Regions from separate parts of the Mus musculus genome. Here region 1 is linked to region 2. The links are chromatin loops, found by intact Hi-C in ENCODE. Cell type or tissue: left cerebral cortex. All regions are shown on one strand. Links, peaks and the distances in the headings refer to the core of each region. The heading gives the core; the rest is flanking DNA.

Region 1 (15,005 bases), core at 4,143-9,142, 92 kb before region 2:
GTAAATTGGAGCCTTCGGATACATTTGGCTTTAGATTTCCCAGACTAGATACAGATGCAGGGTAGGGGGATTTGTCTCATCTCACTAAAAGAAGAAAGGCACGGATGGTTTCTTTGTTCAGTGCTGCATGGCTGCATCATGTCTTCTTACAGGTTTGTCAGCGCCAACCTCTGAGCAGCCTTGCAGAGCAGGTTTTGCTGGGGACGGCAAAGGAGAGGCTGTCCAATGGTGTGTTGGCAGAACCCAGAGTAGAATTTAGATTTGTTTTCTTGAGAATTCCCAGATCTGTCCCTGGTCTCCTGCACTCTAATGTAGACTTGCTGAAGATCACCTGCCCATAGGCCATCCACCTAGAGCCTTTCAGCTCCTTCTGGGTTGGTTCACATCCGAACCTCCGGTGTTCTTTCATCTGTTTCTTCTTCACTTCTCCATCAGCTGTGGATGTCCTCAACCTTCAGGGCATTCTTTGGTTGATGAAAGTTTGCCTCCTGGGAGGTTCCATTCTAGGAATGTTGTGAGAATTCCTTTCCTGGGGAAGCAGCTATCTTTTCTCTACAAGCTCCTGAGAACACACCAAAGTATGATCCTGGGGAATCCACAGTTCACCCAGAGAACCAGGGAAATTTGGGGGCTTACTTTGGGTAAGAGACTACTAGTAAGAGTGGGGGGACTCCAAAGCATTAGCACCCAGAAATCTTGGCTTCCCCATGGCTTCATAGATGGAGTTCCTACCAGTTTGCTTTCCCAGCCTATATACTCTAGCACCTCCGGAAGCTACTTGCAGTTAGGGCAGAATTTCATACAAATGGCTGGGAGACACAGGGGGAGAAGAATCTCCCTCTCTAAGGGTAGAGAAGTCATCTTCCCTCTAATGATCCCGTGAGGGCTCTTGCAAGCAGGCACAGCTTGTGAAAAATACAGTTGTTTTGCTAAAGGATTGTGTTCTATAAGGAACATCTGGGGATCTTGCCTCTGACCCACCAAGCTATTGGCAACAGGAACTTTGGTAGAATCTTTATACAATGCATGGAAGCCTTTTGAACCCTACTCGATTTCTGCTTGTCACATAAAGTCATTCATTGGAATGGCATGTCCAGCAGCTGAGTAAGGCACCTCTGTGGCCTTTCGAGTTTCCTGCCTTTTGCATCTGCATTGGGTCACTAGAGCTTACTCTGAAAAAGGTTGACAGAAGAATTGTTACCATTAGTTTCTAATGGAGAAACCAAGGCTCAGGGAGATTTCAGTGTGATTTAATTTAACTGAAATTTGAATCAGTTTGAATGCAAGCTTGATGCTGTAGGTTCTGAAGATGATGTTGTCAGTAGGGGCTAACATGTGCACTGGTACTATTACTTAACAATTGTGTTACAGAGGCCTGCCAGAGAGGATCTGAAAGGCTGTCTTGTACTCTAGGGTGGCCATTCCAGAATAGTTCTTTCTGGCAAAGCTGGAACACGAGGACATAGAGTTAGTGGGATGGGAGATCATCTCCCTCTGTTTCTGCACCTTTGGACAACCTGCTCAGAAATGTATGGAGCTCAGCCCTCCCTGGGTCACGCTGTGGCTCTGATGTTCAGGTTGCTGCTCGAACTATAAAAGTCTAGCCTTCTTTACCAAGTCATGACAGAGGTGCTCCTAACCTTTCCAGCTTCCCCTTACTCTGTTTTCGGCCCTCCATTGCATGGCACTCCTTTGCTATGGCTGTAATGATTAGTTTACCTTTAACCCCTGTGGACCAGATGGAGAGCGCCTCTGTTTGGGTTTGCATTGTAAGAAGCACATGGATATTAATGCTGTAAACACAAACCATTCTCTGCCTTCTTTGATAGAACCTGATTCAACTCTCAAACCACAGTTACGCTTTCTCTTCCCACTCTTCTGCTTTTTACTATTGTTGAAGCTTCTTGAAATGACTTATTTGAAGAAAAAAAAGTTTTTAATTCTTAAAGCTAAATATACTATTTGAAATATCTGGGAAGATGAACCAGTTTGTCTACTTTTTTTTTGTCCCCAAAGAAAAATGTCATTGACTAAAGTACATGTACTTGTTGCTTGTGGGGTGCATTCTGCCAAAGGCTCCCTGTCAATGGCGGTCAGTTCTTCCTTCTTTCCCTCCTGCTACCTCTCCACCTTGTAGCAATTCCCAGCCTTGGTGCTGGTGCCTGGTCATCTCTGTTGACATATGTGCACACAAAGCTTTCGTTGCCTGTATCAGTTCATTTAAAGACAAGTCAGGCCGGGCGTGGTGGCGCACGCCTTTAATCCCAGCACTCGGGAGGCAGAGGCAGGCAGATTTCTGAGTTCGAGGACAGCCAGGGCTACAGAGAAACCCTGTCTCCAAAAAAAAAAGAGGTTCAGGGTGTGAGGAAGGTGTAACTCATGGCCTTCTGTCCAGAACTGTCCTTTAGGAAAGAGGTTCTTAAACATTTGTGACCATAAAAGCACATTTGTCAACTTTTTGTTCATTGTGTTATGCCTTTAAAACTTGTACCTGGGAATTCATAAGTGAAGGTTTATCTTTTGTGATCTGTAATTTTTAAATTAGAAGTGTAGGTTACTCTACAGTTGTACAGTGCTATAGGTCCCAAAGTATTTCCAGACATGCATGTTATCTGCTTTGTCCTTCGTCACCCCCTTCCCCACTGTCCTCTTCCAGCCTGCACTCCTCCTGCTGATCCCACCCCCTTCTTCCCCATGATGGTTCCTTTAAATGTGTCCTCTCCATATGTATGTAATGTCGCTCTCGATCAGACATAGGCTCTCGTGGGTGGTAGGCAGACTCTACCTCTGAGCGGCATCAGTTGCCCAGTAACAGTTTATCGTAAAAGCTATTTGTTGTAGGGCTGGACAGAGATGGCTTGACAGTTAGGATTGCACTGCTCTTGTAGAGGACCCAAATTCTGTTCCCAGCACCCATGTTAGGTGGCTCACACCTGCCTGCAACTCCAGCTCTAGGGGGATTTGAGATCTCTGGCCTCCTCAGCTCCTTCACTCACACACAGAGAATTAAAAATAAAGTAAATCTTTAAAAAGTTGTTGTATATTCACTACAACAATATGGAGTGTGCTCCAGGAATCATTTGTTAAACAAAGACTAGATAAAAGAAACAACTTTACACCTGAAAACTAAAATTCCTTTAAATTCTGAATTTTGAGATAACTTACAAGCTTTTTATGTTTGAGATTTATTTGTTTGCTTAGTCAGTGTGTATGTATTTGAGGGCATGTGTGTCACTGTGCATGTAAGGAGGTTCTGTCCTTCCACAGTATAAGTCCTCTGGATTGAATTCAGGTTGTTAGGCTTGGTAGCAAGCAAGTTTACCCACTAAGCCACCTCAGCAGCCCTGTTTGGGATATATTAATACATTCTGACCTAGTGTATGCCTTAAGCCTTTTTGTGTGGTTCAGTTTAGTGTCTTTCTGTATGCAGTGCGGCAAGCCTTTCAGATTCTCACATTCAGAGCAGGCTGGCAGGCCAGTCCTTTACAATTCCCTCCTGTGTAACATGATTTCAAGCAGGGTGCTTACTTAGTGAGTCTGAAAACTGGAAACAAATTTATGGCTTGGATTCCAGTGCCCAAGCTGTTTTATTGAGACTGTTTTTCTTAGAGTCAGTGACTGCTCATTGTCCATCAGTGCTGACTAATGATTGATTGAATAACGACTGGATTAGCACGTGCTAATATCTTCCATTGAGCCGCTGTAGCATAGGCCAGGGTTCCAGAGTCCTTACTGTCTGCCATGAGAAGGGACACTTTCTATAATCTTTCCCTGTACTAGCATCATGTGGACTTCCCACCTTCTTTTCCCTTTCCTTTCCTTTCCTTTCCTTTCCTTTCCTTTCCTTTCCTTTCCTTTCCTTTCCTTTCCTTTCCTTTCCTTTCCTTTCCTTTCCTTTCCTCCTCCTCCTCCTCTTCCTCCTCTTCTTTCTCCTCCTCTTCCTCCTCTTTTTCTTTTTTCCCTTTTGTTTTTCGAGGCAGGGTTTCTCTGTGTCCTGGGGCCTCTGTCTCCCAAGTGCTGAAATTAAAGGCATGCACCACCACCTCCCAGTCCCAACTACTTTTTTCATCCATATGTTCTCAAGTTGCTCTTTTAGAACTGCTGGTCTCACAGAGCTTTGTGAACCTTTGGAAACATCAGAGCAGCCAGAATCAGGTTCTCCTCCACTGAGCCTTCCCTTGATGGGTGGCTTTTCTACCTTACTCTGCATATGCAATTGGTTTCTGTGTGTGGATATATCTTGGTATGTATCTCAACAGATTTATACTTATATCTTGCTTTTACTTGTCGTTGGTGTGTATAGATTAACCACTACAACAATATGGAGTGTGCTCCAGGAGTCATTTGTTAAACGAAGACTATGATATGAAATTTTTCATAATGGCTCACCTTTACCATAACAGGCTAGATCGGTTTGCAACTATACTGACAACCCCAGACCTCCTTCCTATCCTCCGCTGCTCTAGCACTCTTTCATAAAACTTATTTTTTATGTCTGCTGCTGAGAAATGAGTTGCAGCCAGTCTTTGCATGGATCTTGAGCTGATCATTCTGTACAGGTGATGGGTTGCTAAGCCATCTGGCCTTCTTTCCCAGGTCATGGTGTAAGTTTGCCCATCTTCTCAGGGCAAGTGACTGTCCTGTGACTGTGCCTAGTCTCTCAGCGCTACAAAGTAAGCTGTGTTCTGTTGCTGCTATTTTTCAGTCCTTACAACAGGCAGTGGCTTGCAGTAGTGCAGACATAACTAAAATTCTGTGAACACAAAGTGGCTCCTTGGTCAACCACCCACTGACTGTAGTGCCATCAGTTCTGTTCTCAGCTTCCTTGCTTCAAATGGAGACTGCTGTACTTGCTGTGGGGTCCAAAGGACTGAATGTGACAGGATCTGATACACTACTTAGACTCTTCATGGACCTGAGCCTTCCTCTCAGGTTATCGATCTAGTTAATTTATCATCTCCCAACTATATGGCTTAAAAAGTTTTATTACATTTATTTTTGTGCAGGAGTGGGTGGTATGTGTGTCTATGTATGCATGTTATGGCGTGAGTATGGAAGTCAGACCACTTGTAGGAGTTGGTTCTCTTTCTACTATGTGGGTTCTGGGTTTTGAACTTAGGTTTGGTGGCAAGTTCTTTTACCCACTGAGCCATGTTGCTGACTCTCAGATATATATATTTAAATGGAAATTGTAGATAACATGCCATAGGAATTTACTAAGTAAAGGAATCTTGATGCCTTTTCTTTCTAGGTGGGGCTTGTTTGGGGAAAGTACTGAAAGCATGTAAGAAAATTTCCCTTGGGATGAGAGTACTTTTTTTTCTTGTCAGGTCTACCACGAATGCTTTTATAGTTGAATTTTTCTCTTGGCATTATCCACTGAAGAGGAGAAGTATTTTCTATATCTATTCTAAAATGTGTTCCAGGACAGTCTTAACGTATAGAAGGACACCCCCCCCCACACACACACACACTTACTCATTTATTTAATGTGTGCCCACATACACATTAAGTGGACATTTAAACTGTGGACAAACTGACAAAAGAGGACAGCTTTTGTCAGTCAGGTCTGTCCTTTACCCGTGTGGATTCTACAAATGGAGTTCGTCCGTCATGTACAAGCAGGCGCCCTTACTTCTTGAGCCACCAGCCCTGGAGGAACTTTTCAGTCTCAGGTCTGTGTCCTCCTGCCTGCGTTGTATGCTCTCAGAGTTACAGCGTATTGATTTGATGATTGAGTGTATAGACAAGATCTGGCTCGCTTAGAATTCCACTTCTTTGTAATATAATCCAAGTTCAAGAAATATGTCAAAATTCATAAATCAAGCTGTCACCATTAGTTTCTTGAACTTACAGTTCCTGCTACAGAAAGTGAAATTAAAATTCCTATCTTGAGGATACATTCAGAGATTTCGTTTGTTGCAGCTGTACCTTTTTTTTTTTTTTTTTAAGGCAAAGAGGAAGGCTGCCGTGGTAGCTCCATGGTAGACCATCTACCTCGCCTGTGTAGGGCCCTACATTCAATCCCTGGTACTGCCAAAAAAGCTAAAGCACTGCCGATGTTTTATTGTTGGACTTCAGGACTCCTCCTTTTCTGTTTTGTAATAGGCGTAGTCAGCTTGTTCTTGTGTGGGAGGGGCATGGCATGCTTTAAAAGGGAGACTTACAGGAACTGCAGGAGCCATCTGTTGCTGTTACTGCTGCATGCCAGGGGTCCATGGTTTGTGCTTCCTCGTGCTACCCTACTGCCAGTTGAGTCAAACTGCTGAACTCCAGGTTCAGTGAGAAACTGTCCCAGAAGACAAGGTGGAGAGTGATGGAGGAGGACACCTGATGCTAACGTCCGGCCTTCGAGTGCACATGTAGCAGGCTTGGTTTTTAGCTTGTTTAGTTTTTTTCTTACAGCACCTGAAAGTTAAGAGGAAAACACACACACACACACACACACACACACACACACACACACACACACACAGAGGCATGGATCTAGAGGTCCTGTTTGTCCCTGATAGGAGGAAAATGGCCACCATGGTGACTATAGCCAGTCTTCCTTCCTTTGTTCCCTTTGCATGATCTGTGCACATGTCCTTACCTTGTTCAGCCAGTATCTAGGGTTTATCAGAATTTCAATTCGGCTTTTATAGAAAAAAATTAAAACATTAGCATATGATCTGGGGAATTTTACTAACAAAAATAATTAAAAACTCATATCGAAGTGATCAGGGGCATTCTTGAGTGCATATCAATTTGTCAGTGTGAAAGAGAGGCAGAGGCAAGGACACAAAAATGGAAAGATTATTCAATCCTGTAGTGTGTTGGGTTTCTTTTTTTCTACTGCAGAGGAATAAGATTTGTATTTACCTTCTGCTGGTTTGGGCATGTTAGCTTTTGGTGAATGAGTGCATGTTTCACATTTCTATTGCATGTCAGAATCTAATGAAAACCCAAGTAATTTTGACACTGTAAAGTTTCTATCTCTGTAGCTGTCATTAGTTTGGGAAAATGGGAAAGTTTTTATTTCAAGTGTTAAACTAGCCCCTTCCATTTCTGAGGGAGCAAAAAAGATGGAACTGCCTAGCATACATCTACAGCATTGTCAGCCTTTGGCATGGCTAATTGTTTGCTTTTCCTGGCAGCAAAGGATCAGAGTTATATTATTAAATACCAGAAAAAAAATCAGTTTTGAAGTAATTATCTGGCATCTCTTTCTTTCAAAGCTTATCTTATTTTGGTAGAATTTAATTTCATACTGTTATATTTTAGTAGGAGAATGGCATCGAGTCTCCCATGCTGTGATGTTTAACTCAAGTCTGTGTTACTGCTGGGTAGCAGTTGGAAAGAGGCCATTTCTACTCAGTTCTCCAGATAGGAGCTACCACACTGTTCTGTAACCATGGCAGGGACCTGAACTCTAGTTTAAGTATGTATTTGCCATCTGCTCTGCACCAGCTGGTGTTCTAGACAGTGAGAATGTAGAAATGGATTTGGCATAGTGCCCTCTTGAGGAATTCATGTGCACAGGGAGACAGATGTAAGAACTTGCCATTTAAGTGAGTTCTTGAGGCTAGCCTGAGATTGAGTGACTGCGGTGTGTACCAGAGAGATGGGAAGGCTCCACTGAGCTCAAGATGAGCCGGGTGCCTATGTGAAAAGCTGAGGGAAGCAGGGGATGGGCATCATGCTGTGGGCTGGCCTCGCTCACAAGGGGAGTGCCGGTGCCTGTGAGCCTGGCTTGTGGCTCAGCACTGGGTTTTGCCAGCTGGCCTCTTTCTGCATTTAGCTGGAATGTGAGGACAGTTATAGCCTTTGGAGACTATCAGAGATTTCATTTCTGAGCCTTCTTGTGCTGTTTTAAAAATGGACTTTCATTGTGCTACCTGCTTACATTTGCTTTTAGTTATTTAAGACAATTGCATTTGGTGTTCCCCTAGGCCCTTGTTTACCGTTTTTCTCAATTTGTATATCTCTGTCTTTGTCTTTTCCACTGCCCTTCTCTCCGCTTCCCCATCTCTTCAGTGGACTTTCTCCTAGTGACTTAGGGGTTTTTAATTTGTTCCTGTTCTGTGGGATTGTCCTCTTTAAACATGGAGGGCCCATGGCTCCTGTCTTGTAAGCTTGTCCTCAAACTGTGCTTTGCTTTTGTCTCCACCTCCTGACATCACAGAAGGTTTATCCACCTCTTGCCAATTTAACATTAGAAAAGATTCTGAGACTGGTGAGATTGCTCAGCAGGTAAGAGCACTGACTGCTCTTCCAAAGGTCCTGAGTTCAAATCCCAGCAACCACATGGTGGCTCACAACCATCTGTAATGAGATCTGACACCCTCTTCTGGTGTGCCTGAAGACAGCTACAGTGTACTTCTAATAATAATATAAATATATAAATATAGATGTATAATAATAAATAAATAAATCTTTGGGCCAGAGCAAGCAGGGACTGAGCAAGCAGGGGGTCAACCAGAGCAAGTAGGGTTGATCAGAACAAGCAGAGGTCCTAAAATTCAATTCCTAACAACCATATGGAGGCTCACAACCATCTGTACAGCTACAGTATACTCACATACATAAAATAAAATAAATAAATATGAAAGGAAGGGAGGGAGGGAGGGAGGAAGGAAGGAAGGAAGGAAGGAAGGAAGGAAGGAAGGAAGGAAGGAAGGAAGGAAGGAAGGAAGAAAGAAAAAGATTCTGATGCTATGCTGACAATACAATTTGGGCCCATTGCCTGCGTGTGGCAGTTGTCTTCCTGTGTTCTGTCTGTAAACATCTCAGTAAACTGTAGCCCTGTTAAAGGAGGGGTTGAGAGTTTTTCATGAACTAGCAGCCTGTGAGCTCCAGAATTTTACTCTCCTTGTCACTGGCCCACTGAAGACCTTTGAGCTACTCCCTCAGCAGTGCTGAAACCCTGTCCTCTGCAGATCTTATCCCAGTTTCATCCTGGGGACTTCTTATTTCCTACTCTGGATTTTCACTTCTGCTTTTACAAAATTATGCAAATGCCCTTCCAAGGATTAAGCAGACCATATCCCACCAGTCTTGCAGGAGCTACGGAGAGCAGCTGTGCGCCAGGGGCCTGCAGTATTTCCTCTGAACTTTCCTTGACTGCCTGCTTCTTGTATTATTGTCTTCCCTTTAGCACAGCGCATGGAAACTCGGTTGTAGAGAAAATTTAAATTCCAGTGGTTTTGTTTGTTTGTTTATCCCTTTTTCTTTTTTTGCTTACTCACTAGGCGACTCTTCACATGTTTAATTTTTGAGTCTTACTTCATTTAGAAAGAAGAGGTAATTTTCCTGAGCTCATGTTTGTTGTGAGAACTAAGTCTCATTAGTCCAACAACACCAGTAACAATCTTGTATGAGTGCCTCCAGTGTTAAGTACTCCAGTGATTATAGCATGGCTTTCTTTAGCCTGTGCTCCTCACAAGCCTGAATCCCACTATGTCATTTGGCCTTTCTCAGTGGAACATATGGGAACCATCTTCTAAGTACACCTCCTTGGTGGCTGGTGGTTGCTTCTCGTCCCTCAGTCTTGTGCTTTGTCCAACAGAGCAGGCAGCACCCATGAAGGGTTCCAGTAGTGCAGAGGATGAGCTCCCTGCCAGTTTCTTCTTTGCTTGTGAGCTTCCATTTTCTTCCCCCACAGTGTGGAAGTGGCTTTCTCTTGTTAGCCAGTTTCCTGGTACCCAGCAATGCTTGGTGCTAGGCTCTATAAAGAAAATGGCCGCTTTACTGCTTTATGTAGCACCCAAAGCAAAGCTCCTGCCCTCCTCTGTGTGTGTGCACAGTGCTGGCAAAGCCTGGAGCAGAGCTGCTCATTCACGTAAGCAGAGGGCCAGTGCTGTTTCGCCATCATCTCCTTTCATTGTGTTACAAGTGTCATTGTTTAGCTCTTATTTCCTTTAGTTCAAATTTGTATGAAAATGCTGACACACCTGGATTGAGAAACATTTCAAACCTTAATCATTCTTTTATATATTTGTGTGAAAGCATTTCTAGTCTTTTCTTGACAATAAACTCTGACCCAGACAGTTAGGAGAGCGAACGCAGGAGCTAGACTTGATGCTGCATTCATTCTCTGTCCTTTCCACTCGCGCTCGCTGCCTTCATAGTGGCTGCCTTCCTCTCAGCCATTCCTAAATGGAGGTGAAGGGGGCTGTCGATACCCTAGTAACCAGATACCCCATAACTCCTTATCCCACTAGCAATAATAATTTGTATGTATTTGGAAGCTCTGTATTTCTTTTCAGGAAAAGTATTAACTTAGATACTCAGATGGGAAAAACAGACATGTTGAGCCTTAGTCAAGAGCTTGCAAAGGCTAGCTGCTTCCACACTGGACATCTGTAGCATCAGTGCCAGCAGCAGAGTGAGCACTGTGCAGTCCTTACACTGTGCCTGGCACCCCTTTGAGCCCTTGCTTTTATCAGTGTATTTATCTTCGTGATACTTTTTGAAAGTGGACACTGTTATCCCATCTTCATTTGCAAACTCAGGTATGTGGACATTAAATAACTTGCCTGGGTCTCATAGAATCAGTGGTAGAGAGCACCAGAATCTTGCCAGACACATTCTCAGTTTCCTTATCTGCTCAGCCCTGGCATGACCACGGCTTAGGAATTGTCACTGGGGCACCTAGTTATCCAGGGCTGTTTCTCTTAGGGTTTTCTATGGTGTGATCATAGGATTGATTTATATCTGCAAATGTATGTGGGATAACCCATATCTTTCAAGTATGAGAGTTATAGTGGCTTTTGTAAATTAAGCATGAATTCCCTTGGTTTTCCAGATTATTTTAAGTTAAGTAATATGGAATGCAGTCTTGAAACATTGATCTTTCCAAAAAAGAAACATTGATAAAAAGAAAATTAATATATCAACATATTCCACAAACAGAGTAGACAGTTGTTTTTAATCACTTAAGGAAAAAGAACTAAAATAAGCACATAAAACAATTGTGACAGAATGGCAGGCATTTCCTAAGCTGCTTCCAGCTTCTGTTTGTAGTTTTCTGACTCAGGTGGCTTTGAGGCCCCTCTGAGAGGTGCCCATTACTGTGCGAATGGAGCCTCTCACAGTTTATCTGTGTGTGTGTGTGTGGGGGGGGAGATTCTTCTGTCAGTAGAGTTGCTTATATTTCTTGTGTCAGTGACATCTTACATCACACATCCTGCCACAGGCTCCATTTAGCTCATGCTACTCTTGGACATTTCATTAATTTGTTTAATGCACAAATAATTTCTGGGAATGATTCATTGCTATTTGCTTAGTAGTATAACTAGTGACAATGTCAAATTTACCTGCTGGAAAAATCCAGGAGGAAATGTTTAAATTAAGTCAGTGGCCTGCAGAGTTGGGGACAAGAGGAGGGGTCTGAGCTAAGATTCATTTTCTTTAGTCCTGAACCTGTGATCTGTGGCTGAGGCTGCAAGAGGACGGATCAACCTGAGGAATGGAGTCCGGGAGAGAATTTCCAATGTCCCCAGGACACCTGGGGCCTCCTCCACACAGTTGTGAGTGACTGTCCTTCCTAGCTGCAGCCTAGGACAGCCAGCCAGAGGGACTGTGGAGGAGGAAGGCTGGGGAAGGCTGAGTTGCCTGTGGTTGAAGGGTGTTGACAGGAAAAGTCTGACTAGTAGGCTAGGCAGGCCACAGGATTAGGGAGGGGAGGGAGAGCATGCTGCTTACCTGCTATGATTTCAGCTCTGGAAACCTTGAGTAGTTGCCTCTGCTCTCCCTCAGCCTTAGAGGAGATCAGCAGAAACTTCGCACTAGTTGGTTTTAAACTCCCTAACTCCCTGCCTTCCATATTGCTCCCTCTCCCCTGGGAACAGCTGGTTCATTGGGCATCCTGACCTGAATTCAAAAGTCTGCTGTTGCCCCTTTTGGCTCCTAGAAGTGGGGAGTAGAGGATGATTTGTTGAGAACTTGAAGAGTGTTAGAAAAAAATCATTTTTGTCCCTTTAAAATATCGTTTTTAATACTGAGAAATCATTTCTAGCCATTTTAGAAGATTAAATAGCAATCTGGCAAAATGGCTCGGTGTGTAAGGTACTTGTTACATGCCTAATGACCTGAGTTCAGTCCTCAGAACCACCTGATAGGGAAGGTGAGACTGGACTCTGACAAGCCATCATCTGACCTTTACATGCTCCAATGGCAGACATGCAAGCATCTACATGCGCATAATAAAATATATTTCAAAAAATAAGAGAGTAGTCATGCATTTGTAATGGCTAATCTTGGTTGTCATTTTAGCACTCCTGGTAAAGGGACCCTGAATGTGCAGTTGTCTCCTTCAGATTGGTCTATGGGCATTTCTGTGAGGTATTTTCTTGGTTGTTTATTGATGTAGGAAGGCCCAGCCCACTTAGCAGTGCCATCTCTAGGCGGATGGGCCTGAGTTAAATAAAAAGGTGGCTGAACTTGAATCTGAAGAACAAGCCAGTGAGCAGCATTCCTCTGTGGTCCCTCCTGTAGTTTCTGTCTTTGTGAGCCCCTGCCCTGGCTTCTTTGGATCATGGACTGTAACTTGTAAGGTGACATGAACCCTTTCCCCTCAAGTTGTTTCGGTTATGGTATTTGTCACCGCAACAGGAATCAGACTAGGTCAGAGCATCAATAGAAAGTACAGAAGAATCCCCTTGGGTTACTTGGTGCTTGGTACTCTTTTTGAGTTATTCTTTGCTAGTAATTGTACATATGATTCAGCTTAAATTTACTAGGAAAATAAGCTCTGGCTCCACAAATCTTCAAATATTATCTTCAAATAATCTCATCATTTTAGCCTACACTGAGATAATTTCTACTGTGTCTACAATTTATTAATTTTGTTGAATTTGTAAAAAAGGAACAAAGTTTCGCCTTTGTGATAGACACACAAATTCAAATTTCAGTTGATACTTACCAGTGTGTATAGCAGTGACCGACATAGTGACACATTGCTGGCAGGATCTATGGCTCAGTAAGCCTGGGCTGCAGCCAGGTGCCCCTGAGCTGCGTGTACAGCCTGGCCTGAGTGCTGTCCCATGCCCTTCTCTGGCCTGTGGCTCAGAATGTTCATCTTCCCACCTTTCTTACCTCTGGGAAAGGCTGCAGCTCCCCAGCCAGGCTTGTGTTCCCTGTGTGGGTAGCACTGGCATCCGCCTGGAACAGTGCTGTCCCTGTTGTAGAAGCTGTGCTCGCCATTTCACACAGAATGAAGAAAGGCTTGTATTTAGGAAATTGCACTCTTGGGGCATGAGATGTTCACCTACCCTAGTGATGTGCTTAGACCAAAATGCACCTTTATTTAAAATTCAAAATGTCAAATTCAGATTATTGGTCTGCAGACAGTGATGTTGCCTAAGGAGCACTGTAGTTTATTTCAAGGCTTCTTTTGTGGTATTTGCTGTGCTAATCTACAACTTTTAAAATTTGTGGTGAGTGCCAGGTTTCCTGCTCTGACAGCTATCTCTAAGGGGTTGTTTTCAGTTGGGTTGCAGGTGTTCATTTAAACATACTGGCCGAGTGCTTGTGTGTGCATGCGCACATCCCAGACAGTGCCAGAAGCTGTAATTTAGAGGTGAGCGGGCAGAGGAGTATGTAGTGTTTTTATCTTCCGGGCAAGATCCTGATGTACAGCTTCATGTGACATCTCGTTTTTTTAAAAGCCCGAGGCATCTGTAATCTTTATAGCAAGAATTCTAGCACTGTGTTCGCATTCCAGGCTTGCTGTCTATCCTGCTCCGTAAATATATGGCTCTGTGGACTTATAAATCATGACAGTAGGACTCATATCCAAAAAGAGATTTAAATCTTTACAGAGTTTCTAAGATTTAATGTAACTTAGACCTTACTCTGCCTCAGAAGTAACATTCTTATTTAAAGACAGTATGTCTTTGATAGTAACTTTAAAAACATATTTCCAGAGAAGCAAATATTTCAAAGCATAGTCAACACTAAACTTTGTGCAAAGTCTGGAGGAAGGAAATAAAACAGGTAATTGCCTGTAAACAATTCACAGCCTAGAGGAGAACATGAAAAGCTGAAGATCCTGGATCTTCTGACTGCAGCCACTTCCCCACCCACTGAGCCGGTGTGGACTAGGGAGGCCAAGGCTCCTCCAGGCAGCCGGTGTCACACAGGCTTCCGGATGCATGGTATTAAAGAATGCTGTCCTCGGGCCAGATTCACCAGATGTCCACAAGTCCTTCTCAGTTCCTTCTTGCTCTCCCCACCTTCATGAGAGTTCACCCTTCGGGAGGGGCTTCACGTCCATGAATGTGAGACCAATGGGAATACACAGCAGTTATTAGAATGTGAAGTGTATTCCTCTCTTTTCTCTCTTTCTTCCCCTGGCCCTACTCTCCTCGCCGCTCCCCTGTCTCCCGCCTCCCTTCCCCTGCCCCTTCTCTCCCGTCCCCTCTTCTTTCCTCTCCTTCCCTTTTCTCTGAAAGGGGCTGGGAGCAGTTGCCCATACCTGATGGTCCTGGCTTTCCCCCCCTCCCACCTCCATGTCTGCTTTGTTCTTTCTTTGCCTCTTTTTAAATTAGATATTTTCTTTATTTACATTTCAAATGCTATCCTGAAAGTCCCCTATACCCTCCCCAGCCTTGCTCCCCTACCCACCCACTCCCACTTCTTGGCCCTGGCATTCCCCTGTACTGGGGCATATAAAGTTTTGAAGACCAAGGGGCCTCTCTTCCCAGTGATGGCCGACTAGGCCATCTTCTGATACATATGCAGCTAGAGATACAAGCTCTGGGGGTACTGCTTAGTTCATATTGTTGTTCCACCTATAGGGTTGCAGATCCCTTCATCTCCTTGGGTACTTTTTCTAGCTCCTCCACTGGGGGCCCTGTGTTCCATCCAATAGATGACTGTGAGCATCCACTTCTGTATTTGCCAGGCACTGGCATAGCCTCACACAAGACAGTTATATCAGGGTCTTTTCAGCAAAATCTTGCTGCCATGTGCAATAGTGTCTGGGTTTGGTGGCTGATTATGGGATGGATCCCTGGGTGGGG
Region 2 (15,005 bases), core at 5,662-10,661:
TAAAGATGAAGGTGAAAACTTAGTAAAATATAAAAGAAAAATGACAGAGGAAGAGAATGAAAGCCATGCCGGCTCTTTAGGAAGTAAAACAGAACACTAGCTGGACTGCTCTATTAGCAAAGAAAGAGAACACGCTCATTCTAACACCAGAGATGAGAAAGGAGACACCAGTACAGGTCATACAGAACCCAAAAGACAAGGGAATCATATACCTATATAAGGTTGACAACTTTAATGAAACAAACCTCTAAATTCACTTGAGAAGAAATAAAGTAAACTGACTATATCTATAATTTGAAAAATAAAAATTACATAAAACTTCAGGCCTTTCATTAGTGAATTCTATGGCACACTTGAAAGAATTCTACATGAGTCCTTAAAAAAAAAAAAGAAAGAAAACTTAGTTCTTAGCTTATTCCATGACACAAAATCATGAGCAGTTGGGGCTCATGAACAGGAAGACTACACTGCAAGGACCAGGTGTGTGTTAGAACATGCTCGGTTGTTGATTTGGATGCTCCCCCTCCCCTGACGCCCCCCCTCCCCTGACCCCCCCCCCAGACCCCCCCATGGGAAGTTCTGGTTCTTCAGATCTCCAGAATAGACCTGGCTAACAGGAGACAAGGTAGGAACCGTTGTATGAGCTTTGTACAGATTTGTACATTTGCATAATAGGCCTTTTCTGCTTTGAGTGTAGCATTTTACCTGTAACCTTTATTACATTGTAAATTAAATGTAACTTTTGTCAAAAAAAATAAAGTAAAGAACAATTTCTCTCAAGAACATAAATAAAAAGTTCTAAAGGAACTTAAATTGGATTAAACACTGTGGAAAAGAAAAAAAAGATACTCTATCATGACCATATGGGATTTATCCCCATAATGCAAGGTTGGTTTTCCATTAGAAAATTAATCATGTAATTTTCCATATGTATGAACCTAAAATGTACGACCATCTCAAGAGTCACAGAAAGTCATCTGACAAAACCCCACATCCATTTCTTATAAACAGCCACGAAAGTAGAGCTATAGAGGGGACTTCCTCAACCGAGAGGGAGCCTATACCCTATGGCTAACTTCACAATTAATAGAAAAGACTGGATATATTTCCCCAAAGACTAGGGACTAGAGAAGGACAGCCATGCTTACCACTGCAGTCCACCATCATCTCGGAGCTTCTAGGCAGGCAAGAATGAAAAGAGAAAGTAATCCAGACAGAAAAGAAGGGAAATGTTCATTACTTACAGATGACATAATCGCTCTGTAGAAAGACCAATAAAGCTGAAAGAGACCCACTAGAACTAACCACAGGATTGAACAAGTTTGAACAAGGTTGAGAGACCGTAGTATTGGTTTGAGGATAGATGAATAGATTGCTGAGAAAGACAGACTCAAAACAGAACTGCACACACGTGGTCAGCTTGATTTTCACAAAGACAGTTTAGACTGCAGTGTGGCAACTCTCTAACAAATGGTATTAGAGTATTCAAATATTTGCACACAAAATGCTAAAGAGTAGACTTCAATTTATACTTGGCTCCATGGCCAAAAAAATAACTCACAATGAACTCAGAACCTAAAACTACTGAGGTTTCTGATTTACAGTTTAAATGGTTTCTTAGGTGTTTGTGCCTTGTTTTGTTTTATAGGGCTCTGTGTGTGTGTGTGTGTGTGTGTGTGTGTGTGTGTGTGTGTGTGTGTGCGTGCACCCAAAAAGGCCAGAAGAGGGTGTTGGATCCCCCTTGGAACTGGAGTTCCTGGATGTTGGAAACTGAACTCTGGTCGCAAGAGCAGTAAGCCCATTTAACCACTGAGCTCTCTCTCCGGCCTCCAATTGCTTAGTTTTGACACCAAGAGCAAGATTTAGGAAGGAGTAAACTAACAAACTTGACCCCCATCAAAATAAACATGTCCAGTGCTTGAAAGACATTGTTACGAGCTGGAGAAGACAGACCACTGTGGCAGAACCTTATTTTGAGTGTACATCTGGTGATGTCGGATAAATAAACTATATACAGAATCCAGCTTTTAAAATAAATCATTTGAGTAACATTTCACAAAAGAAAATACTCAAAGAGCCAATGAGCATATAGAAAGACTAGTCAATAGCATTAGGTCATTATGGTAAGAAACTCACAGTGGTACCTGCCTGTTTATTAACAGCTCCGCTTAGAAAAGCTGACAAATGCCAAGGGTGTCGGGGTGTGGGGGGACTGGAACTCACTGCCACCGGTGAGAACAAATGTCAAGTACTAAGGACATGTGGAAATCAGCTTGGAAGGGGTTTTAAAAGTTAAACATATACTGGCCATATGATGCAGGCATTCTAGCCTCGTATTTACCCAAGAGAAACAGCACCAGCTGTCCCTACGGAGACTGGGACATGAATATTCATACCAGCTTTATGGGTAACTAAATACTGAAATACCCTTAATGACTAAGAACCTGAACGTCTATCTCCCATGTAAGGGGGAAGGTAAATGGCAGTGTGGTCACCCGATACACACGCTGTGGCATAGCTTCAGGATTGCTCATGGCCCGAAAGCTACACAAAACACGCAGTGTGGCGCACACCAGACGCTGCGATGTAAATGCAAGACACACACTACGGTGTTGTCATGGAGTAGGAACACCGTGAGTCCCACTGGACAGTATGGCTACACTGCAGGCTGGAGAAATGGCTCCGTAGGGAAGAGTGGTTGCGCTATGAGGACCTGAGGTCAGATCCCAGAAGCCACATAGAAAGATGGACCAGGCTTCATACGGACCTGTAACCCCAGTGGTGTGAGCAACAGAGACTGAAGGATCCTTGGGTTTTGACGGACTGCAGCCTGGCTCCAGATTCAGTGAGAAACCCTGTCTCAAAGGAATAAGGCAGAGAGAGATAAAGCAGGGTACAGCATCCTCCTCTGACCTGTTAGCATGACTTCTGTTAGCATGCATGCCTTTACACAGCTGTGCACATACATCACACTAAGAGGGTGGGGGCTTAGGAGGAGAAGGAGTGAAAAGATTCCCAATACACTCTGGGACATGATCCTAGGTGGAGAAACTGGGATTTACCTAAAATCTAGGAAGTACATGCTCTTGTGTGGCAGAAAGCAGGTAGAGATGGTTGCTCAGAGACAGTGTGGGGGTGGGAACGCAGAAGTGGGGGTTGTCACAAAGGGTCCCTGTGGGAAGATGAGCTGCTCATTATCCCGAGTTAGTTGTGGTGCCTTCACAGATGCATACGTGTCAAAACTTATCAAACGGTACCCCTTAAATATGCACGGCTAATTGCTTGGCGATTGTACTTAAATTAAGCTGCTTTTAAAGACAAGCAAGAGGAGCGATCCAGAAGTGAGGACCCCCCCTTCTTGCCCAGGCTTTGCACAGCCTGGACAAAGGACTGGGGTGGGGTTGATCCTTAAGAAATGACTGCTGTTCCAGGTCTGTTTTCCCTGTCTACAGAGTCACTCGGGTCCATGAGCCCTTAACTGAGCCCTGGCTAAGGGAGTCTCCCTAAGCCTGGTGACATGTTAGGATCTTGCCTCCGTGGGATCATCTGGGGCTTGGACAGGAGCTTCTTACAGCTCCGGGAGTGTGCTCAGGAGCTGTGCTGCAGATGCCTGGCTGCTACTGCATGGGAAGGGGACCCTGAGATGGTCACAGGCACAGTGTGTGGCAGATCCCAAAACCTTCCACTGTGTCTGGATAAACAGGCAGTGTCCTGGGCAGGCTCTGGGGGGTCAGGCTCAGGCACCTAGGGCACATGGTGATAAGGACTGACATCAAAGGCCTCACAAATGAGTCCATGAGGGCACTGGTAATGAGCAAGGTATGGCCTGGACTAGAATATCTGCTCTCAAGCTCCCCAGCTTCCCTGAGTGGGTGATGGTCCCCATTCACCCACTATCAGGAGCATTGAGGTCCCTAGTGACACACATTGTGCACACTACACATCATGGACTGAGCCTCTGGGAAGAGCTGCAGAGAAAGAGAGAGAGAGACAGAGAGAGAGAGAGAGAGACAGAGAGACAGAGACAGAGAGAGACAGAGAGAGACAGAGACAGAGAGACAGAGAGACAGAGACAGAGATAGAGAGAAGATGCTGATGTCACTGGTGAAAACACACGAGGCTTCAGAAGCCCAGAAGTGGGATGACTTCAGACAGCGACAGATCAGAAGGAGAGAGTGCATGGTGACAAGCTGAATGTGACAGCGACTAGGAGCCCCAAGGTAACCAGGCTGCTCCCTTGCAGTGTGGGCATGCTGTGTGTGTTTTCTGTTGGTGATAGCCTCATGATCACACGCACACACACACACACACACACTCAGATGGTGGAGGAAGTTGTCATCATGGCTTTCTTAACAAAGACTGTGGTTCCAATGGGCAGTCCACTAAAGCCCATGTGTTGATAACCAACCCTTTCACCAAGCAGATCATTCATGGCTTTGCCATTTTGCCAGTAGATACCCCACAGTGAAGCTTTAAAGGGAAAAAAAAATCCTTCGAGCCCACCAGAGATCAAATCAGAGAAACCAGGATGCTGTGCTGATATAGGCCTGTCCCTGCATTGTCACTAACTCCCTGAAAGCAACAGCTGTGTGGGAGAGCAGGCATAGACCTTCCAGGTAGGAAAGGACACTAGAGTTCCACCCAGCAGGCCAGGCAGCAGAGGTGACTTTTGTGACCACTTGGTCCTGTGGTATGTTTTTAATCCTTAAAGGACTCATCTATGGACTGGGAAGATAGGCTTTTCTGTGAGCATTCCTGAAATAGGGGCTCTGCCCTCAGCCTGCCAAACCCCCAGAAAACCAGCTCTCCTGCAAGGCTCCCCAATTCTGAAGATACTCAGCTCTCTGGTTCTTCCTTAGGGAAAGGGGAAAAAAAGTACCCAGAAGCTGGTGGGGATGGACCAGGGCTGCTGTCTGACCACCTCATGGAGGTGTCAGGGGACACGGTGGGGGAGAGCAAATACGCCTCTTTTCTCATACCTGCCGGATCCACATAGAATGGGAGCTGAGGCTATAAAGAGGCTCTGCCCGATAGCTGCCCTGTTCCCTGGCCCCACCCCACCCACCCACCCCCAACCAGGGAGAGGCATTTGAAGGGAAGGGACAGAGTGTGGGTGGCAGACTGTGTCCTTTGGCGGCAGAGCTGGAGCAGGGGTCACTGCAGCTGCAGGACAAGGCTCCAGTGACACGTAAAGGATGCTTGGCTCTGTGCACAGCCTGACCTGGTCCTGACCACCCAGAGCAGAGGCACTCAGAGTGACTGTCTCACTGGGACCATCAAACCTTCTGCTGCTTTATCATAAGCACAGAGCCTGCTCTGATCAGGAAGATGCCTGAAGGCTTGGGACCCCCTTCCCCATATGCTCCCGTTTACTGAGGGCCCCGACTGGTCCCACAGAGTGGGACCCATGAGATCCTATATCTCCTATGTTTTGAAAAAGAATAGTAAGGAAAGTAGAGAAAGATGGGCTGGTCTAAGTGGCCAGCCAGTGCACGCCTGTGCAGCTCTGCTGACCTGTCCCTGCATCTGCTGGCCCTGGGGTTTGGGGCTGGCAAGAGGCAGCAGGTAGTCATCTTAGAGAGGGTTCTATGAAGTTACTCTGGGTCTCAGGCCTTCAGAGCTACGGGCAATTTTCTCCCTGAAGATCCTGCCATAATGTTGGTTGTGAAGAGCCAGAGTTGGTGAAGCACAGAAGGGAATAATTCCCCCCTTTGTCTAAATTAACTATTTTACTAATTTTATGTGTTTCATTATGAGAGTTTCATATATAATTTCATGTTCAAAATCAAGATAGCATAATACTTTACTGATATTCATATCCTCCACAGCCTTCTCCTACCCCATCTTGTCCTACCCCCCAAAAGTCCCCCTTCTGTTTTCATGTTACATATGTACACACACACACACACACACACACACACACACACACATACACACACACCCTGCATGTCCTTCTTTTGCTTTTTATTCTGTGATAAAATACTGACCAAAACCAACTTAGGAGAGGAAAGGATTTATTTTCACTCATTCCTGGTAGCTCATCACTGAGTGAAGCCAAAGCAGTAAATCAGGGCAGGACCTGAACACAGGCATTAAAGCAGGAGCCTCAGCAACCTTTCCTACATAGCACACAGCACTAGGACTACCTGTTCAGGGAGCTGTATCATCTATAGTAGGCTAGGGCCTCCCACATTAGCCATTAATCAAAGACAATGCACTGCCAACTTCATGTTCTTTCTCCCTCTTAAAAAACAAAACCAATAATAATAATAAGAGAGAGAGAGAGGGAGAAGGAAGGAAGGAAGGAAGGAAGGAAGGAAGGAAGGAAGGAAGGAAGGAAGGAGGAGAAAATGCGCTATAGACAGGCACATCTGATGGAGGCACCTCCTCAATGGAGGGTCCTTCTCCCCAGGTGACTGTAGTTTGTGTAAAGTTGAAGAAAACTAACCAGCACCCTGCATACCAGGTGGGAAAGTGTAGTGTCCGTCTTTCCGAGGCTGCCTGACTTCACTGATGTGATCTCCTCCTAGTTACCTGTAAATGGCATCATCCCGTTCCTCTTGGAGACTCAGTAAATCTCCATTGTGTGTAGGCCCCGTATTTCCTTCTCCATCCATTTGCTTGCTTGGTTGCTGTTGGGAGACAGGGGTCTCTTACAGTCCAAGCTAGACTTGAACTCCCTCTATAGCTAAGGATGCCTTTGAGCTCCTTGATCCTCTGGCTTCTGCCTCCCCAGTGTTAGGAATGTAGTCTCGTGCCACCATGCCTGGCTTTCTGTATATCTGTTGCTGGGAACCTGATTCCACAGCTTGCCTATTGGAAATAGGTCATTTCTTCTGGCCTTTGACCAAGGTGAGTCCTTTCCCACAGCTGACCCCTGGTTCTCTTCACCAAAGTGGAGTAGAGCTGGCCTCCACTCCACCTGCCAAACTTGGCAGGCTTGGAGCCCACGTCTGCCTTTGTGCAATGTGCTTCTGATCCCTGTCTTTGCTCACTTTTGGTCATAGGAGGCCACTTGTATGTAGTCTTCAGCCATGACTACAAGCCCTTTCTCACCTTTCTCACCAGCTGTGCCTCTTCTTGGTCCCCTCGTAGCCTCAAACACTTGTCTCAAGCTCTCCGAGCTTCAGTGTCTCTATCTGACAAAGACGCTGTCACTGATTCCCAGAGCACACATCTATGTTAGAGCAGACTATATGGGTGGATCACCCACCCTGTGTAGGTCCATTTCCCATCTTGGTAGTTCAGGCTATAAGCTCAGAAAACTTGGTCCAGACTTTTAGGGGAGTCACATTCAAGCTAAACCCTCACCTACTGTCTGCCGTGGAATAGAGACCAGGCTCCAGCATACATGGAATTCAATGTCAATTCCAATTCCTTCTCCAGCCCTCCAGAAGCCTGGGCAAGCCTGAGGCTGCCTGCCTTGGAGTTGGTCCCAGGCTGAGGGAGGGAATGGGTGAGGTAGACAGGATTCAGGGTGCCTCCTTCTGTCCTTCGCACCCCAATAGAATCCCTTTCCAATCAGGAGGCGTTCCCATGGCAACCCTGCTGGGCCTCTCTGCCCGCACAGCTCCTTCTGTGTCTGTAGAAAAAGGAAGAAGCTATTGCTGGCCTTGCCACCGTCGGTCCCACCTCACCTCGCCTGGCTTTCCAAGGTGTGAATGTCTCTTCTCCCCTTAGAATACAAGAACACGTCTGAACAGGGACATCCCCCAAGCCAGCACCAAGACACAGAGACACCCATCCCCCAAAGCTACCCACTCACTCCCTGAGACTGGTCCCCGCCTGCCCCAGCAGGACAGATTGCCTTGGCAAGGCGATTCAGATTATAATTAGCACTCATTAGCACCTCAGCAATCTGCGAGACAAGTCACCTGTCGCCAAGTCCCCTTCTTGGGAGCTGAAATAATTCTTGCCAGTGATTCCCCTGGGTTCAAAACATCAGAGGGAGCCGAGCCTCTGTAGACAGCAATCCAGGCAGTGCCCTTTGTGAGCATCCTCCGCCCTTCCTGCCTGCACTCTGGAAAGTTCTGTTGGTAAGAACAACAGGAGGTGGAGAGGTTAAAGTGGTGCCTTACTCAGAGGCTGCCTGGGGACACACCATGGCCACCACCGCACACCAGCAACCCCAGCGCAAGTCCTATGAGCAAAGGAAAGCGGGGGCTCACTCTCTGCTGGAGGATATCCGCCATCAGGCAAGGCAAGGATGTTCTAAACTGCTCTAAGTACCTGCCTTGGCCGGTTCTGAACAAGGGCCAGGAACCTGTGTGAGGTTCCCATCTGTACTGGCTGATTTTGTGTGTCATCTTGACACAAGCTGGAGTTATCACAGAGAAAGGAGCCTCCCTGGAGGATATGCTTCCATGAGATCCAGCTGTAAGGCATTTTCTCAATTAGTGATCAAGTAGAGGGACCAGCCCATTGTGGGTGGTGCCATCCCTGGGCTGGTAGTCTTGGGTTCTATAAGAAAGCAAACTGAGCAAGCCAGGGGAAGCAAGCCAGTAAGTAATATCTCTTCATGGCCTCTGCATCAGCTCCTGATCTGCTTGAGTTCCTCCAGTCCTGACTTCCTTTGGTGATCAAGAGCAATGTGGAACGTGTAAGCTGAATAAACCCTTTCCTCCCCAACTAGCTTCTTGGCCATGATGTTTGTGCAGGATTAGAAACCCTGACTAAGACACCAGCAGAGGAAAACCATCCTCTGGGAACTCATAGCCTATGAGAGAAGCACTGTGGTCCCTTGCAGACTGGACCCCACTCCAGAACTTCTAGGGAAAGAATTGTGAAGGCCAAGGGCTGGGGAACCTGGCCAGTGGTCCCAAAGCAGGAAGAAACAGCAGGCATAGCCCCCAAACAGACCATCTATCCCTCACTACAGGGAGAGAGGTGCTGTCTCTCAACAACTGACTCCCTCCTCCTTCATGTCATCTTCTGGGTGACAACTGAAGTCACTTCAGAAACAAAGATGCTTGAATCTCCAATGCTGGGGTTGTTAGGCCCAACGAGAACATTTTCCAGATGAGAAACAGTTACATGAATGTCACCCAGTGGTCTCAAACTCCCTTAGCCTGTTATCCTGGCATGTGGCCTCTGCCTAGGATCAAGATCACAGGAGAGCAGTTCTGGGTCTCTTCTGGCACTCTGGGTCCAGAAAACCCTACTGGCTCCATATATAGTGAGACATCTAGAGATATGATAAGACAGTTGCAAAAAGAGACCCTGAAGAGGAGTGGGAGAAGGAGGAGGAGGAGGAAGGAGGTAAGAGGAGGAGGAAGAGGAGGAGGGAGAGGGAAGGAAGAGGGAAGAGGAGGAGGAAGAGGAGGGGGAGGAAGAAGAGGAGGAAGAGGAGGAGGAAGATGGGAGGAGAGGAGAGGGGTATGAGGAGGAGGGGGAGGGAAGAAAGGCCTTGAGCTCTAAGCTTCCATGGGTGGCAGTTGCTGCTGTGAGCAGGAAGAGGGGCTGCCTTGAAAGGAAGGCAGGCCAGCAGTCTTTACATCAGTTACCAGATGCAATCTGGGCTGGTGGTACCTGTTTAGTAGTGACAGCTCAGCTCTTGGGGCTCTGGGAACAGACAAAAAGGCTTGCCTGACTTGAACTTAGCTGCTTATGGTGACCCCCAGTCTTAAGAAAAAGTGGAGGAGGAGGAGGAGGAGGAGGAGGAGGAGGAGGAGGAGGAGGAATAGAAGAAGGAGGAAGAAGGGGAAGAGGAGGAGGAAAAAGAAGAGGAGGAAAAGGAGAAGGAAGAAGAAGAAGAAGAAGAAGAAGAAGAAGAAGAAGAAGAAGAAGAAGAAGAGGAGGAGGAGGAGGAGGAGGAGGAGGAGGAGGAGGAGGAGGAGGAGGAGGAGGAGGAGGAGGAGGAGGAGGAGGAGGAGGAGGAGGAGGAGGAGGAGGAGGAGGAGGAGGGAGGGGGAGGGGGAGGAGGAGGAGGAGAAGGAGAAGGAGGAGAAGGAGGAGGAGGAGGAGAAAGAATCCAGAGCTAAAAGACTGAGCCCTCAAGTTCATGTACTTGGGATCTACCCACAGGAGGGCCAGCCACCCTGTCCAGCTCCCATACTCTCCTTGCCCCTAAGCTCTGCCAGCTTATCCCTGGGCATCATCTATCATCCATCATTGCTCTATAGCAGGAAGCCCAGCAGAATGAGATTGGTCCTAGCTATTGACCATTACTGTGATGAAACAGTGTGGTCATAAAGGAAACTTGGGGAGGATAGAGTTTATTTGACTTAGGCTATCACCTCATTGTCCATCAAAGTCAGGACAGGGACTCAAACAGGGCAGAAACCTGAAGGTGGGAAACAATGCAGAGGTCAGGGAGGGGTGTGCTCACTGGCTTGCTCCCCATGGCTTACCAATCCTGCTTTCTTATAGAACCCAGGACCACCAGCCCAGGGATGGCACCACCCAAAATGGTCTGGGCCCTCCCCCGTCAGTCACTAATTAAGGAAATGTCCTACAGGTCTGTCTACAGCCTGATCTTATGGAGGCATTATTTTAGTTGAGGTTCCCTCTCTCAGATGACTTTAGCTTGAGTCAAACTGACATAAAACTATCCAATACAGGGATACCCAGTCCATTCTTTCCCATACATCTTTGTGTGACTGTAGAAGTTAGCCAACCTCTCTATCAGTGACAGCAATGCTATCTTCCCAGGGCGGTGGTGAGCAAGTAACTCCACAGGTTCTTAGCCCAGCATTGACCAACAGAACCAGGCAAGTGCTAGGGAACCCCTGAGGCAGGTTTTCTGATTCATTACCCAGGCTAGACTTGGGGTTGTAGGTGAACAGATAGCAAGCCACCCGAGCGTAGCATCCCTTCTCCTTGGGTTCCCAAGGGACAGGCCCCAAGGGTCGGGGTGGGGGTGGGGGGTTGTGCGATCCTTTCCCATGCTGGTTCAACCTCAGTGTGCAGCCTGAGCTAGTAGGGCCAGGAGAGGCCTGGAGCTGCCTACAGGCTTGGAAGAAGCCAGTACAGCTTGTGTCTCTCCTACTGTCGCCACCCTAGCTCATGGGGTGTTGGTTAGTGACTGTCTACATGGGTCTGTGCTCATGTCTTGAATGGTCTTGGTCAAAGTAATCGTCAAAGGGCATGTCCTCATTAAGGAGTGCTAGATACTAGGGACTCTAGGGAAGGGCCCTCTACCAGCCTCAGGCCCCTGGAGAATCATGAGGCTTTACTGAAAGCCATCTTCAATCTGCCTGCTGGCAGGCTGCTGGGAGCTACCAGCGGTCAAGTTTAAGCGAAAGCACCCCCCCCCTTCTTGCTTCACTGGCTTCAGAGACAAAAGCCCCTCAAACAAGACCCTCCCACCAAGGGCCTCTGTCAGTAGAATCTTCTGACTCACTCTGGGACATCTGTGGCCTCCCAGGCTGAGGATGCAGAGAGAACAAGGGCCAGGCTCTGAATAGGTATTCATGCCCAGCCGTCCACACTCATTAGGGTTCCAGGGCCAGCTTCTTTTGGGCAGCCACCCCCAGGACCTCTACTACCTCCAACATTCTCCCCCCCCACCCCCCGCGTAGTCCCCAGATCTCCATCTCCAGTGCCCGCCACTGCCCCAAAGGCCTTGGCAATTGTTCTGCAGACACCTGTCCTGTGCCCGCCGGCTGCAGGCAGACAGGGTCATGGCTACCACAGCTTATTCACACAGACCCTGAAAGGAGGCCCTTGGGGAGGCTGCCCCTGGCCTCTCCCGCTCCTCGGCAGTGCAAGGAGGCGGGGCCGACCCAGTCAAACAGTATTTTTTCTGTTCTCTTCTGAACAAATAGAATTCAATTAGAAAAGAAGAAACCCAAGGCCAGTCGAACAGTGCACAGGGCTGAAAAAGAAAAAGAAAGAAAGAAAGAAAGAAAGAAAGAAAGAAAGAAAGAAAAGAAAAGAAAAGAAAAGAAAAGAAAAGAAAAGAAAAGAAAAGAAAAGAAAGGAAAGGAAAAGAAAAGAAAAGAAAAGAAAAGAAAAAAACCTGCAAGAAAGCAACATCTTTCTGCATCCAGAAACAGTAGTGGGATGGATGGTCTCTCATGGTGTCCTCCCTCCTTCCTTCTTTCTTTTCCACCTCTTTATTTTTCCTTCTTTCCTCCTTATCACATAGGGTGCACCGAAGGGAACAGGCAGTGGAGAGGACCCATGGCTGCAAACAGTTCATGCCATTGCTTACCTGTTCCTGCCCCTCAGAGACAGCCAGCAAGTGAGACCAAGTCCAGGCTCCTCCCGCAGACCCTGCATAGGCAGAGCTAGTGAGTATTGGTGAGCCCTGCTTCTCCCCACAGTCTTGGTCACCTCTACCATGCCTATTCTATTCCTTGGAGACCTGGCTACCGCCCAGAGCTATCAGGATTAGATGCTGGTGGCCCTGGCTGGGCTGGACCTCACGACCTAGAACAGGTTGCCTCAAGCTCACACAGATCTGCCTGCCTCTGTCTCCTGAGTGCTGGGATTAAAGGCACGTGCCACCATGCCCAACGCTAACTACAGAGTCCAGATGCGAAGGAGGGGGCAGAGCCTTTTGCCATCTGGGAAGAGCATCAGGAGGCATGAGACTGTCTTGGGCTGCTGGAAGTGTGGGCTTATCTCATCTCCAGTTCCCGACTTTGAACTGATAGGTGTGGAATGGAGACAGGGCGCTCTGGCTGGCTTGCCCTTTAGGTGAGCCATCCACCCAGTGGCTCTGGGATGGGGGAGGCAGTAGATGCAAAGATGTAAAGGAGGCTCAACACTGGTGAATGAGCAGTGAACACCCAATGTGTATGTGCTTGGTACCATTCAGGACCTGGAAGATGAGACCAGCCTAGAGATCAGAGAGAGGTTGTCTGGGGAGAGGAGCTGGCAGAGGGTAAGGGGCCTGCGCTGGGAGCACGGTGGGATGGAAGTGGTTTCTGAGTGCTGCCTCTGAGCTCCCTCTACAACTGTGGCCTCTGGGAGCCTGACCCTGACACCCAGTTCTCTGTGTGTGCCAAGTCCGGTGCTGAGTGAATAGCCTCCGCCCTGAGGCTCACACCTCACTGTAACTGAGGTGTCAAGCTCCATAGCAGCCCTCACTGTCATCATGAGAGTGGCATTGCTGATGGTCACTGACATCAGTTTGGGGTGTCATCACCAGGCCTGACTTTGCGCTACAAAGCGCAGGGCCTTGACTTATTCTCCTACCCTCCACTCAGGACCGTTCTCCATTTCCCCAGTTCCCACTTGCGTGAACATGTGTAAGTGACAGGCTGCGTGTCTCACACAGTCTTGCTGTTGCTTGCAGTGGCCCTACCCGGATCTTATATTTTTGGTTGTGAGCCTAGCCTCTAACGGCTGAGCCATCTCTCCAGCCCTACCCTGATCTTACAAATGATAAAGCAAGGTACAAAGAGACTAAAAGATGGTCCTAAACTTTACCTGTCCTTTCTAGGGAACACATGAGCCTCAGCCTCTCCCCATGCAGCCGCCTCTCCTGGGCTGACTGGCTTTCCCACTGGGCACTTCCTAGCCCAGCTGTGGACACTGGCCAGGCTGGGGACAGTGCTCTGTAATTTCAGATGTAGCTGGGCATGTGTGCGTGTTATCGGGTGATACTTAAATGGTAACCTTGTCCAAGGCAAACCCAAGTAAGTACGTATTTGGGAACTGTAATTCCAAGCTTGGAGGCCTCCCTCGGGCAGATGGGGAGTGTGGCGTCATGACCGCGAACCAGTCGTTCCCCAGCTTTGGGTTTGCAGCATACAGCTGGGAGGTGAAGGCCTGGGACCAACACTAGGGTTTGTGGCCCTCTCCTGCCCATGCCACTTGACAGCTGGGAACACAAAGATTCCTAAGGTGCCTGATGTCCGCCCCAAGACTGGGCCATGGCTGCGGTCATAGACACCAGATGCAGAACTCAGGAGAGGCACAGTCTTCAGGGACAGGCTGCAAGGAGGGAAGCTCACCCCCATTACATACAGGGACAGTAGGGGCAGGGACTCAATAACTATATTCTGCAGAGCTATGGGAGGCATTTGAGGGAGGGGAGCAGAGCGTGTATAAGCAGGGTTACAGATTCATTGAGAGACTGTCTCAACGAACAAGGCTGAAATTGGTAGATAAGAATGTCTGACGTTAACCTCTGGCCTCTATACATGTGTGTGCATGCATGCGCATGTGTGTGTGTGCATGTGTGTGTGCGTGTGTGTGTGTGTGTGTGTGTGTGTGTGTGTGTGTGTCACACACACAGAGTGATAGGATAGAGGGTGAAGGTGGGGGAGGAAGAGAAAGAGAAAAATGGGATGATGTCAAAGAGGTACGTTTTGTTTTTTTGTGTCCCATGTTCAATGCCACATGATGCTCCAGGGGTGTCAGGAGTATGGTGAGGGTGTCAGGAGTGGGGTGAGGGTGTCAGGAGTGGGGTGAGAGTGTCAGGAGAGGGGTGAGGGTGTCAGGAGTGGGGTGAGGGTGTCAGGAGTGGGGTGAGGGTGTCAGGAGTGGGGTGACAGTGACTCTTTGTTTCTATAACATGTACAGAAAGAGGTCAGAGGTACAGGGGCTCAGGAGCCATGTGAGGTTAGAACAGGTCTTAGCTGCACAAAGCACTGGGGCTGGAGGTTTGGTGAGGAGGTTTGGCAGAATTCTGACCCAGAGTACCAGGAATCTTAAAACAACTGAACTGGATTCATAGGTATATGCTGTGAAGAGATTCACAAAAATGAACTAAAAAGGGTCACCAACCAAAAGGAAAGAGTTGAAAGTTTTAATTAGAAGAAGTCCTTGTGCCATAGGATTTGGGAAAGATTTCCTAAATGGTACCAAAAAAAAAAAAAGTATAATATATGATCAAGATTTAAAACTGGAGTCAAGTGTGGTGGTGCACACCTTTAATCCCAGCACTCAGGAGAGGCAGAAGCAGGCTGTTCTCTGAGTTCAAAACCAGGCTAGCCTACATACTGAGTTCCAAGCTAGCTAGGGGCTGCAAAGTGAGACCCTGGCTAAAATTTGAAATTGAGCTGACCAGATAGCTTAGCAGGTAGGGGCACTTCCTGTCAAACCTGATCTGA

The links. A loop is a pair of places that touch in the nucleus more often than their neighbours do. Peaks named below come from ENCODE experiments on the same cell type or tissue, not always from the same donor. Only the 100,000 strongest peaks of a DNase experiment are listed, where the experiment ranks them.
Region 1: it touches region 2 in a loop (8-fold over the local background); 2 of 42 quality-filtered maps call a loop at or near these places.

The regions. Positions count from the first base shown.
Region 1 is chr15:85,395,938-85,410,942 of GRCm38, forward strand. All of the region lies in intron 9 of Atxn10 (ataxin 10), which reads left to right. Among named protein-coding and RNA genes, the nearest start is that of Gm23517, 52 kb to the left of the region's middle. In left cerebral cortex, for the core only: no CTCF peak of the experiment used is centred there; DNase peaks (open chromatin) are centred at 6,147 and 7,465; H3K27ac peaks cover 1,698 bases.
Region 2 is chr15:85,486,736-85,501,740 of GRCm38, forward strand. 7530416G11Rik (RIKEN cDNA 7530416G11 gene) reads right to left here. Exons shown (of 5, transcript NM_001256072.1): 2 at 12,155-12,216; 3 at 7,875-8,030; 4 at 7,312-7,582; 5 at 6,001-6,632. The coding sequence starts at 7,997. The coding sequence ends at 6,547. Among named protein-coding and RNA genes, the nearest start is that of 7530416G11Rik, 9.0 kb to the right of the region's middle. In left cerebral cortex, for the core only: no CTCF peak of the experiment used is centred there; DNase peaks (open chromatin) are centred at 7,569 and 7,759; H3K27ac peaks cover 1,595 bases.